Regions from separate parts of the Homo sapiens genome. Here region 2 is linked to region 1. A link is a loop called in an ENCODE intact Hi-C map of the cell type or tissue named here. Cell type or tissue: breast epithelium. All regions are shown on one strand. Links, peaks and the distances in the headings refer to the core of each region. The heading gives the core; the rest is flanking DNA.

What was found. A loop is a pair of places that touch in the nucleus more often than their neighbours do. Peaks named below come from ENCODE experiments on the same cell type or tissue, not always from the same donor. Only the 100,000 strongest peaks of a DNase experiment are listed, where the experiment ranks them.
Region 2: it touches region 1 in a loop (10-fold over the local background); 1 of 110 quality-filtered maps calls a loop at or near these places.

Annotation. Positions count from the first base shown.
Region 1 is chr22:31,124,259-31,128,644 of GRCh38, forward strand. INPP5J (inositol polyphosphate-5-phosphatase J) reads left to right here. Exons shown (of 13, transcript NM_001284285.2): 2 at 587-1,752; 3 at 2,118-2,231; 4 at 2,355-2,463; 5 at 2,663-2,779; 6 at 3,099-3,274; 7 at 3,693-3,804; 8 at 3,956-4,065; 9 at 4,213-4,386. Among named protein-coding and RNA genes, the nearest start is that of INPP5J, 3.5 kb to the left of the region's middle. In breast epithelium, for the core only: no CTCF peak of the experiment used is centred there; no DNase peak of the experiment used is centred there.
Region 2 is chr22:31,175,324-31,179,709 of GRCh38, forward strand. The region is part of intron 1 of RNF185 (ring finger protein 185); the gene reads left to right. Among named protein-coding and RNA genes, the nearest start is that of RNF185, 17 kb to the left of the region's middle. In breast epithelium, for the core only: no CTCF peak of the experiment used is centred there; DNase peaks (open chromatin) are centred at 2,308 and 4,205; H3K27ac peaks cover 1,002 bases.

The sequences.
Region 1 (4,386 bases), core at 260-4,259:
AATGGGTAAGAGAACAGAGAGGGCTGTAACCAAGGGATTTGGATGTTTAGGGGGCGGTGGGGAACTGAGGGTTTCTGGGCATTATGAAGGAAGGGAGAGGTATTTAACAAGCTGCACCTGTAGGTCTGTATCTTGACAATAGAAAAAGAAAAGAAACAGGCTGTCCCCAGTGTGCCCAGACCTGGGATGTCAGGTCAGTAGCCGTGGCTGGGGGAGCTTCAGGGACTGCAGTGGGAGGGTTGCCCAGGGAAGCTGCCCCGAATGGGCAGGGTGTGGGTGCCAGCCAGGAAGGCAAGGCAAGTCCTCAGGTTTAGGTTCACACTCTGCCTCATTTGAGTCAGGGTCTGAGTTTCCCCATCTGTGAAAGAGGTTTCAGACTTAAAGGAGGGGTTAGGGTTTTGTGTCCTATCTCCTCCAAGACAGAAGTTGACCTGCAGCAGAATAGATTGAAGTGAGATAGTAGGAAGAACTTCCTTGGAAAGATGTGCCTTTCTTAGCTAGATGAACTCTGCCAGGGTCTATATGGAAGTTGGGGCCCAATGCCCTGGTTAGGGTCACTCTGAATCTTTGACTTGTCCTCCACAAGGTGGACTCAAGTTTTCAGCTCCCAGCAAAGAAGAACGCAGCCCTAGGACCCTCGGAACCAAGGTTGGCTCTGGCACCTGTAGGGCCACGGGCAGCTATGTCAGCTTCCTCGGAAGGACCGAGGCTGGCTCTGGCATCTCCCCGACCAATCCTGGCTCCACTGTGTACCCCTGAAGGGCAGAAAACAGCTACTGCCCACCGCAGCTCCAGCCTGGCCCCAACATCTGTGGGCCAGCTGGTGATGTCTGCCTCAGCTGGACCAAAGCCTCCCCCAGCGACCACAGGCTCAGTTCTGGCTCCGACGTCCCTGGGGCTGGTGATGCCTGCCTCAGCAGGGCCAAGATCTCCCCCAGTCACCCTGGGGCCCAATCTGGCCCCAACCTCCAGAGACCAGAAGCAGGAGCCACCTGCCTCCGTGGGACCCAAGCCAACACTGGCAGCCTCTGGCCTGAGCCTGGCCCTGGCTTCTGAGGAGCAGCCCCCAGAACTCCCCTCCACCCCTTCCCCGGTGCCCAGTCCAGTTCTGTCTCCAACTCAGGAACAGGCCCTGGCTCCAGCATCCACGGCATCAGGCGCAGCCTCTGTGGGACAGACATCAGCTAGAAAGAGGGATGCCCCAGCCCCTAGACCTCTCCCTGCTTCTGAGGGGCATCTCCAGCCTCCAGCTCAGACATCTGGTCCTACAGGCTCCCCACCCTGCATCCAAACCTCCCCAGACCCTCGGCTCTCCCCCTCCTTCCGAGCCCGGCCTGAGGCCCTCCACAGCAGCCCTGAGGATCCTGTTTTGCCACGGCCACCCCAGACCTTGCCCTTGGATGTGGGCCAGGGTCCTTCAGAGCCTGGCACTCACTCCCCTGGACTTCTGTCCCCCACCTTCCGGCCTGGGGCCCCCTCAGGCCAGACTGTGCCCCCACCTCTGCCCAAGCCACCCCGATCACCCAGCCGTTCCCCAAGCCACTCCCCGAATCGCTCTCCCTGTGTTCCCCCAGCCCCTGACATGGCCCTCCCAAGGCTTGGCACACAGAGTACAGGGCCTGGCAGGTGCCTGAGCCCCAACCTTCAGGCCCAAGAAGCCCCAGCCCCAGTCACCACCTCCTCTTCTACATCCACCCTGTCATCCTCCCCTTGGTCAGCTCAGCCTACCTGGAAGAGCGACCCCGGCTTCCGGTGAGGGGGCCCTCTCCCAAGAAAGGTGGCTGGGGCTTAGCTCTGAGGTTAGCCATTCTTCCAGGGTGGATGGTGTGCTCTACCTCAGCTTCTCTCTCTGAGGAAGAGTCTTTGGGGAGGGGGTTGCTGGGCCCACTCTGTGACGCTCAGAAGATAGCATCCCCTCCTAAGGAACTTGCCGCCTCTCAGTTGATCTCCCCAGGGAGAGTGTGGCAGAGGGACAGGATTCGGGGCCTCCTGTGGGTCCTTCTTAGGGCTTTGGCCCACACCTGCCTCCATTTAGTTCCCCAGGGAGTCCTGTGAAAGGAAGCTTGAGGGTGAGGGAGTGGTGCCAGGACTACACCCTCATATGCCCCTGCCCTCAGGATCACTGTGGTCACATGGAACGTGGGCACTGCCATGCCCCCAGACGATGTCACATCCCTCCTCCACCTGGGCGGTGGTGACGACAGCGACGGCGCAGACATGATCGCCATAGGGTGAGGTGGCAGGGCATGTGGACCCCCTCCTGAGCCCCTCGGGCCTTCCGGGCCCTCCACCCATGGCAGGGGCTTCCAGGGCACCTCTCCAATCCCATGGCCACCCTGCCCCCACCCCTCCAGGTTGCAGGAAGTGAACTCCATGCTCAACAAGCGACTCAAGGACGCCCTCTTCACGGACCAGTGGAGTGAGCTGTTCATGGATGCGCTAGGGCCCTTCAACTTCGTGCTGGTAACGCACCCCTCACCCCCTGGACAGCCAGAGACCCTGCTGAATTCCTGGCTCCAGCTGTACCCTGGCTCACTGTGGGGCCCGCTGGGCCTCTGTGGCTGGGTCCGTGACATGGGTGGGTGGAGGAGCAGACCTGAAGGTGGGCGCGAGGGCGGGGGAGTTGTGTTCTGTCCCCCAGCCACGTGGCCTCCCGCTGCAGGTGAGTTCGGTGAGGATGCAGGGTGTCATCCTGCTGCTGTTCGCCAAGTACTACCACCTGCCCTTCCTGCGAGACGTGCAGACCGACTGCACGCGCACTGGCCTGGGCGGCTACTGGGTGAGCCTGTGAGCAGGCCCAGAAGAGGATGGGACATGAAGGGGGCTTTAGATTAGTCCCCCCGCCCCATGCACAGCAAGGTCCCCTTCCCATCCTCCACCCTTTACCCTGCGGCCCAGCCCCCCCATGCACCACCCAATACCCCATCCTATTCCTCTATACCCCCGCCCTTTTCTCTCCCCACTGTGTCCCAGCGTTGTTCCTCATTTCTGTAGGACCCACCCACCTTCCACCCACATCTCCTCTCTAACCCCCGCTCCCAGTGCCTCACCTCCTGGCCTAAGCCCCGCCCATGAGCCATCCGACCCTGCCTCCCTAGGGTAACAAGGGTGGCGTGAGCGTGCGCCTGGCGGCCTTCGGGCACATGCTCTGCTTCCTGAACTGCCACTTGCCTGCGCATATGGACAAGGCGGAGCAGCGCAAAGACAACTTCCAGACCATCCTCAGCCTCCAGCAGTTCCAAGGGCCGGGCGCACAGGGCATCCTGGATCATGAGTATGGGCTGGGGTGGGGCCAAATAGAGCTTGGGTGGGGCTAGTGATGGGGGTTTTTGTACCACCTTGGGTGGGGCTTATGGAGAGAGGCAGGGCCTATGGGGTTTAGTGCCCACCCAAACTAGTTGTAGGAACACGAAAGCAGAGAGCAGTTGGATGGGGAGGGGCGGAGCTTGTAGGGTGGAGCTTTGCTGAGGGGCCCCGCCTTGCTGAAGGTCAGAACCTAATTTCCTGTAGACCGGTCCCTCTGCTTTTCCTCTGCCCTTTGGTGGGCTGGAGGCTCTGGCACCACTCACCCACTCACTACATCCCCTCGGGTTGGATGGGCTGGAAGGATCTGGGCTGAGCCCTTATCCTCCATGGACCTGTTGACACCCCCCACTGCCCCCCACATCTCTCCCATCCCCCACCCCAAACAGCCTCGTGTTCTGGTTCGGGGACCTGAACTTCCGCATTGAGAGCTATGACCTGCACTTTGTCAAGTTTGCCATCGACAGTGACCAGCTCCATCAGCTCTGGGAGAAGGACCAGGTGGGGTCCTTGTCCCCAGAAGCACACAGAGCATGTCCCAGGACACGCCTGTACCTTAGACTATGGTCCCTGTCCTCACCTGCCCCACCCCCTCCCTGGGCACAGCAGAGCCCAAGCTGTTGTCCAATCTGCTCTCCTGGACCCCCCACAGCTCAACATGGCCAAGAACACCTGGCCCATTCTGAAGGGCTTTCAGGAGGGGCCCCTCAACTTCGCTCCCACCTTCAAGTTTGATGTGGGTACCAACAAATACGATACCAGGTGAGCTCAGTCCGAGGAGGGACTGAGGGGAAGTGGGCTGAGGTCTTCTCGAACAGGGAGACTTTGGGAAGAGGGGCAGGAGGCAAGGTGGAGGGTTACATCTTGATCCCCAGCCCCTGAAACTTGGGGTACCCCTGCTCACTGCAGTGCCAAGAAACGGAAGCCAGCTTGGACAGACCGTATCCTATGGAAGGTCAAGGCTCCAGGTGGGGGTCCCAGCCCCTCAGGACGGAAGAGCCACCGACTCCAGGTGACGCAGCACAGCTACCGCAGCCACATGGAATACACAGTCAGCGACCACAAGCCTGTGGCTGCCCAGTT
Region 2 (4,386 bases), core at 243-4,242, 51 kb after region 1:
CACAGCTGTAATCCCAGCTACTCAGGAGGCTGATGCAGGAGAATTGCTTGAACCCGGTAGGTGGAGGTTGCAGTGAGCCGAGATCACGCCATTGCACTCCATCCTGGGCAACAAGAGTGAAACTGTCTCAAAAAAAAAAAAAAGCCATATATCATCTTTTGGAAAACATACATGTCATTGTCAAGGACTTAGGGAAACAAATGTCTTATGTATTTCTCATAGGAATATAAATTGGCACATCTTCCCTGGGGGTATTCAGCACTGTCTCAAAGTTACAAATATAAATACTTTGACCCTGCAGTTCTACTTCTAGGGTTTATACTAATAATATAGTCAAGCAGTCTTGAAGGTAGAAAACAGGGCTGTTGGGTTCCAGGGATAGGGAGAGACTTTTCAGCCTATATCCTTTTGTTGTACCTATTGAATTTTGAGCCATGTAAACGTGTTACTTATTAAAAAAATAAATTCATAAAATTAAAATTGTTAAAATTTCTGAGATGATTATTATTCTAAGGACCATTCACACCTCAGTTGTGAATGTACTTAATTCAGATTGGTTTCCTTTTTGTTCTCTACTGAGATCTGAAGGTATTGGACCTTTCACATCTTTTATTTTGTAATTTGAGATGGGAGCTCTCTGTGTTGACCAGGCTGGTCTCGAACTCCTGGCCTCAACCAATCCTCCCATCTTGGCCTCCCAAAGTGCTAGGATTACAGATGTGAGCCACCATGCTTGGCCTATTTTCTCCTGAGTATTAACAGAGTACTCACTATGGAAAAGGTGGCAAGTACATGTAAGTATTTTTTAAAGCTTAAGAAATTTGTCCATAAGTCCACTGTCCGGAGACTACTACAGTTAATATTTTTGACCTCTTTTTTTGGTATCTTTTTAACCTGCTGATAACAAATAAATTCAATTTTTTTTTTTTTTGAGACAGAATCTCGCTCTGTCGCCCAGGCTGGAGTGCAGTGGGCTCGCTGCAGCCTCTCCCTCCCAGGTTCAAGCAATTCTCCTGTGTCAGACTCCCAGCTGCTCCAAATCCTGGGCTCAAGCAATCTTCCTGCCTCAGCCTCCCAAAGTGCTAGGAATGCAGGTATGACCCACCGCACCTGGCCACATATATATTCAACTTTGTATACAATTTTACATCCTGCTTTTTTCTTTTTCTTTTTTTTTTTTTTTTAGACAGAGTCTTGCTCTGTCACCCAGGCTGGAGTGTAGTGGTGCGATCTCAGCTCACTGTAAGCTCCGCCTCCCAGGTTCACACCATTCTCCTGCCTCAGCCTCCCGAGTTGCTGGGACTACAGGTGCCCGCCACCATGCCCGGCTAATTTTTTGTATTTTTAGTAGAGACGGGGTTTCACCGTGTTAGCCAGGATGGTCTCGATCTCCTGACCTCGTGATCCGCCTGCCTCAGCCTCCCAAACTGCTGAGATTGCAGGCGTGAGCCACCGTGTCCAGCCCATCCTGTTTTTTTCACTTAACATTATGTCATGTAATTGAAATTCCTACGTAAGCAAAATCTCTGTGGAAGCATTATTTTTAGTGGCTGTGTAATCTATTATGTGGACGTACCAGTTTATTTAACCAGGTAATGGGAGCTAGTTGGGGAGAAAAAGAGACGTTAAAATCATGGAGCCCTTTGGAAGGTTAGGCAGATCTGGGTTAGGTACCCTATAGGGTATGTGAGCCAGGCAGGCCAGGGCTGAAGGGCACTGAGAGTCAAAGGCTTTTCTTCTTCCCTTAGTCCCAGCCCTTGCTGCCTTACCATGAATTATGCACTTGTTCCTTGTACTGTGTCTACATCCTCCCCAGCATTCCCTGTCTTCAGGTACTATGTACACACTTCTGTCAGTTCCCAGTACACTGGGTTGCCTTGTTGGTTCACTTGTCTGTGTCTCCCTTTAGACTGAAAAAAAAGTTTTATTTCTGTATCTTGAATGCCTGGCAAATAATAGGATCTTTAATGAATCTTTGAAGATTCATTCCTATCTACTAAGTAGATAGGAAGATTAGAGGGAACCAGAGAAAAGGACCAGTGCAGCCCCAATGAAAAGAAGCCAGTCCTTTCAGCCTTCTCTGTTCTTCTGATCCTGTATTTGAGGGCCAAATCTCCATGGGCTAGCCTAGGAACCTAAACACCACTTAGACTTTAAAATTTCAAAGCTGGTTTATGTGTTTCCAAGTTCCAATAAACTTATTCAGAGTTCTTCCCATTCCAGCCTTCTATGAGTGTGATGTAGACATTCTTGGAATGCAGGTCCCATTTCTGCCTACGTGTGGTCCAGCAGCAGTCTAATGAGCAGCGTAGACAGGCTCAGGCATGCCAGGGTTCCTGGCAGAAAGCTTCTGTGTGAATAAGCATGTGCTCACAGAAATGAGACCTCTGCTGGGATCATGCCTGTTATTTATCACCCAAATTCATAGTCTTCATATCTAAGATTAACATTTCTAGGTGTCTCACTACACCCTGGTCTAGAAATTCTTGGAGTTAAAGGGACAGAAAAGGCAGATGATGAATTCCTACAGTTCTCTAGAACTTGATAATTGAATTTAAGAATGCTACAGAGAAATTTCCTCATGAGATCAAGTTCCCTGGTGGTTCCTGCAGGGATATTCAACTCTCGTGTTCTCTTTCTTGCTCAATTCCTGTGAGGTGGGCCAGACCAAGTAGACCAAAGGCCAGCTCTGGGAAGGTAATATATTGAAGATACTGGGTCAGTCAACTTCAGCCGCCAGGCTCTGTGTTCCTACAGGATCATTAAGTATTGCAAATCCGCGTTAGTCCCAGCACCACATGTGTTGCCCTGGACATCTCAAAGTTAGGACTGTTTTTTAAAACTAGGTGTGAACTTATTTCTTAAAATGATCAGCTGTGTTCCAGTTGGACTAAATGCTGATTAATCTGAATTCAGCAGATTTGTCCCTTACCCCCCAAGTTTATCTGACCTCTCTGTAGTCCCTGTGGATTGTAGCTGGATAGGCCCTGAGGTTTCTGTCCTTCTAAAATACTGTATTTTGTTGGTATTGCTTTGTGCTATTGATAGAGCTGTACCCTCTTCTAGAGCTGGGTTTCCAAAACTCTGTTAATTAGAGAATCATCTAGGGTAGAAAGTGAGGGCTACATTAAAAGCATACAGATTCTTAGGCCTGATCTAGGTCCAGATCCTATTTAAATCTCTGAAGGGATCTGGGAACCAGATCTTTCGTGGGGTGAGAGGATGCTTTGTTTAAGAAAAACAGGCAAAAACAACAACGAAAGGAAAAACAGGTGAGTTTGATGGAGCCCCTTGTTTAGAATTCTTAAAATTAATCTATGTGCCTTCAGCTCCTGTACTAGACTCCAAGACCTCAACTTGGTCTTATTCCTCTTTGTAACTCCTCCACAGTTGGTAGCACCAGACCTCAAATGTAATTGGCATTGGAAAACTGCTGGTTGGTTGAATGAATAAGTGGATGAGTGATTAATTTACTCTGTACTCATTTCAAACAGCACAAAAGTTACAACATTGCACGATAAATTTGAGGGAAGACAAAAACCAGGTATTTAATTTTGTAAAGCAGCATGTTAATAGAAAAACATAAGAATGAAGAGAGTGCTGAATATTGTGTTAGGAAGTCTGAATTTGGCATTGCGTGGTGTCCTGGCCTTAGGCAGTCCTCTAATGTCCCTGGCCCAGTGTCCTCATCTGTAAAATGGCATGAGGATAAAATGCAGCGATAGATGTGAAATGCTTTGAAAACTAGAGAGTGGATTCTGGTCAGGAGAAAAGAATGGTCAGGGTAGGGACAGAGGCACAGAACTAGCCACAACAAGGTTGCTCTGTGGTTAGGTGAAAGTCTATAGCTTCTACAGGGACCATGAGAAATTTTAGCAGGATGGCCATATAGGTATGCTCAGGACCTGATTCTCTTTCTGCCTAGTTCCTGAGCCGATCAGGAACCTCTATGTTTTGGGCCACTGTCCCAGTCCTGGTAGACCCATATGGTTCTGTAGGTGCTCAGTAGACAATCCCCAGGGGAAGCTGCTGATTTCTGCCATGCCACCTTGGTGTACTGAGATTCCTGTGCATAGGTGTAGGAGAAGGTGAGAAGAGGTGGCTCCAGGGATGAGTATGCAGCTGTGGGGCCCAGAATATGTTACAAAGAAAAGTTGGTGACCAGCCAGCTGGGAGTTGACCAAAGTCAGTCATGCGTGCCCATCCTCACTCAGCAAATATTTGAGTGCCTGCTAGGATGAGGCTGTAGATCCTGGGTGGGGACCATGTGGTGTCTACTAAGATTTACAAGGAGAGTGATATGGCCTGCCTACAGTTGGGACATGCAGGCCTGTCTCAGTGCCTGGCCTGGCACAAGGCTGCCACTCCCTGCAAACTCTGAGCTGA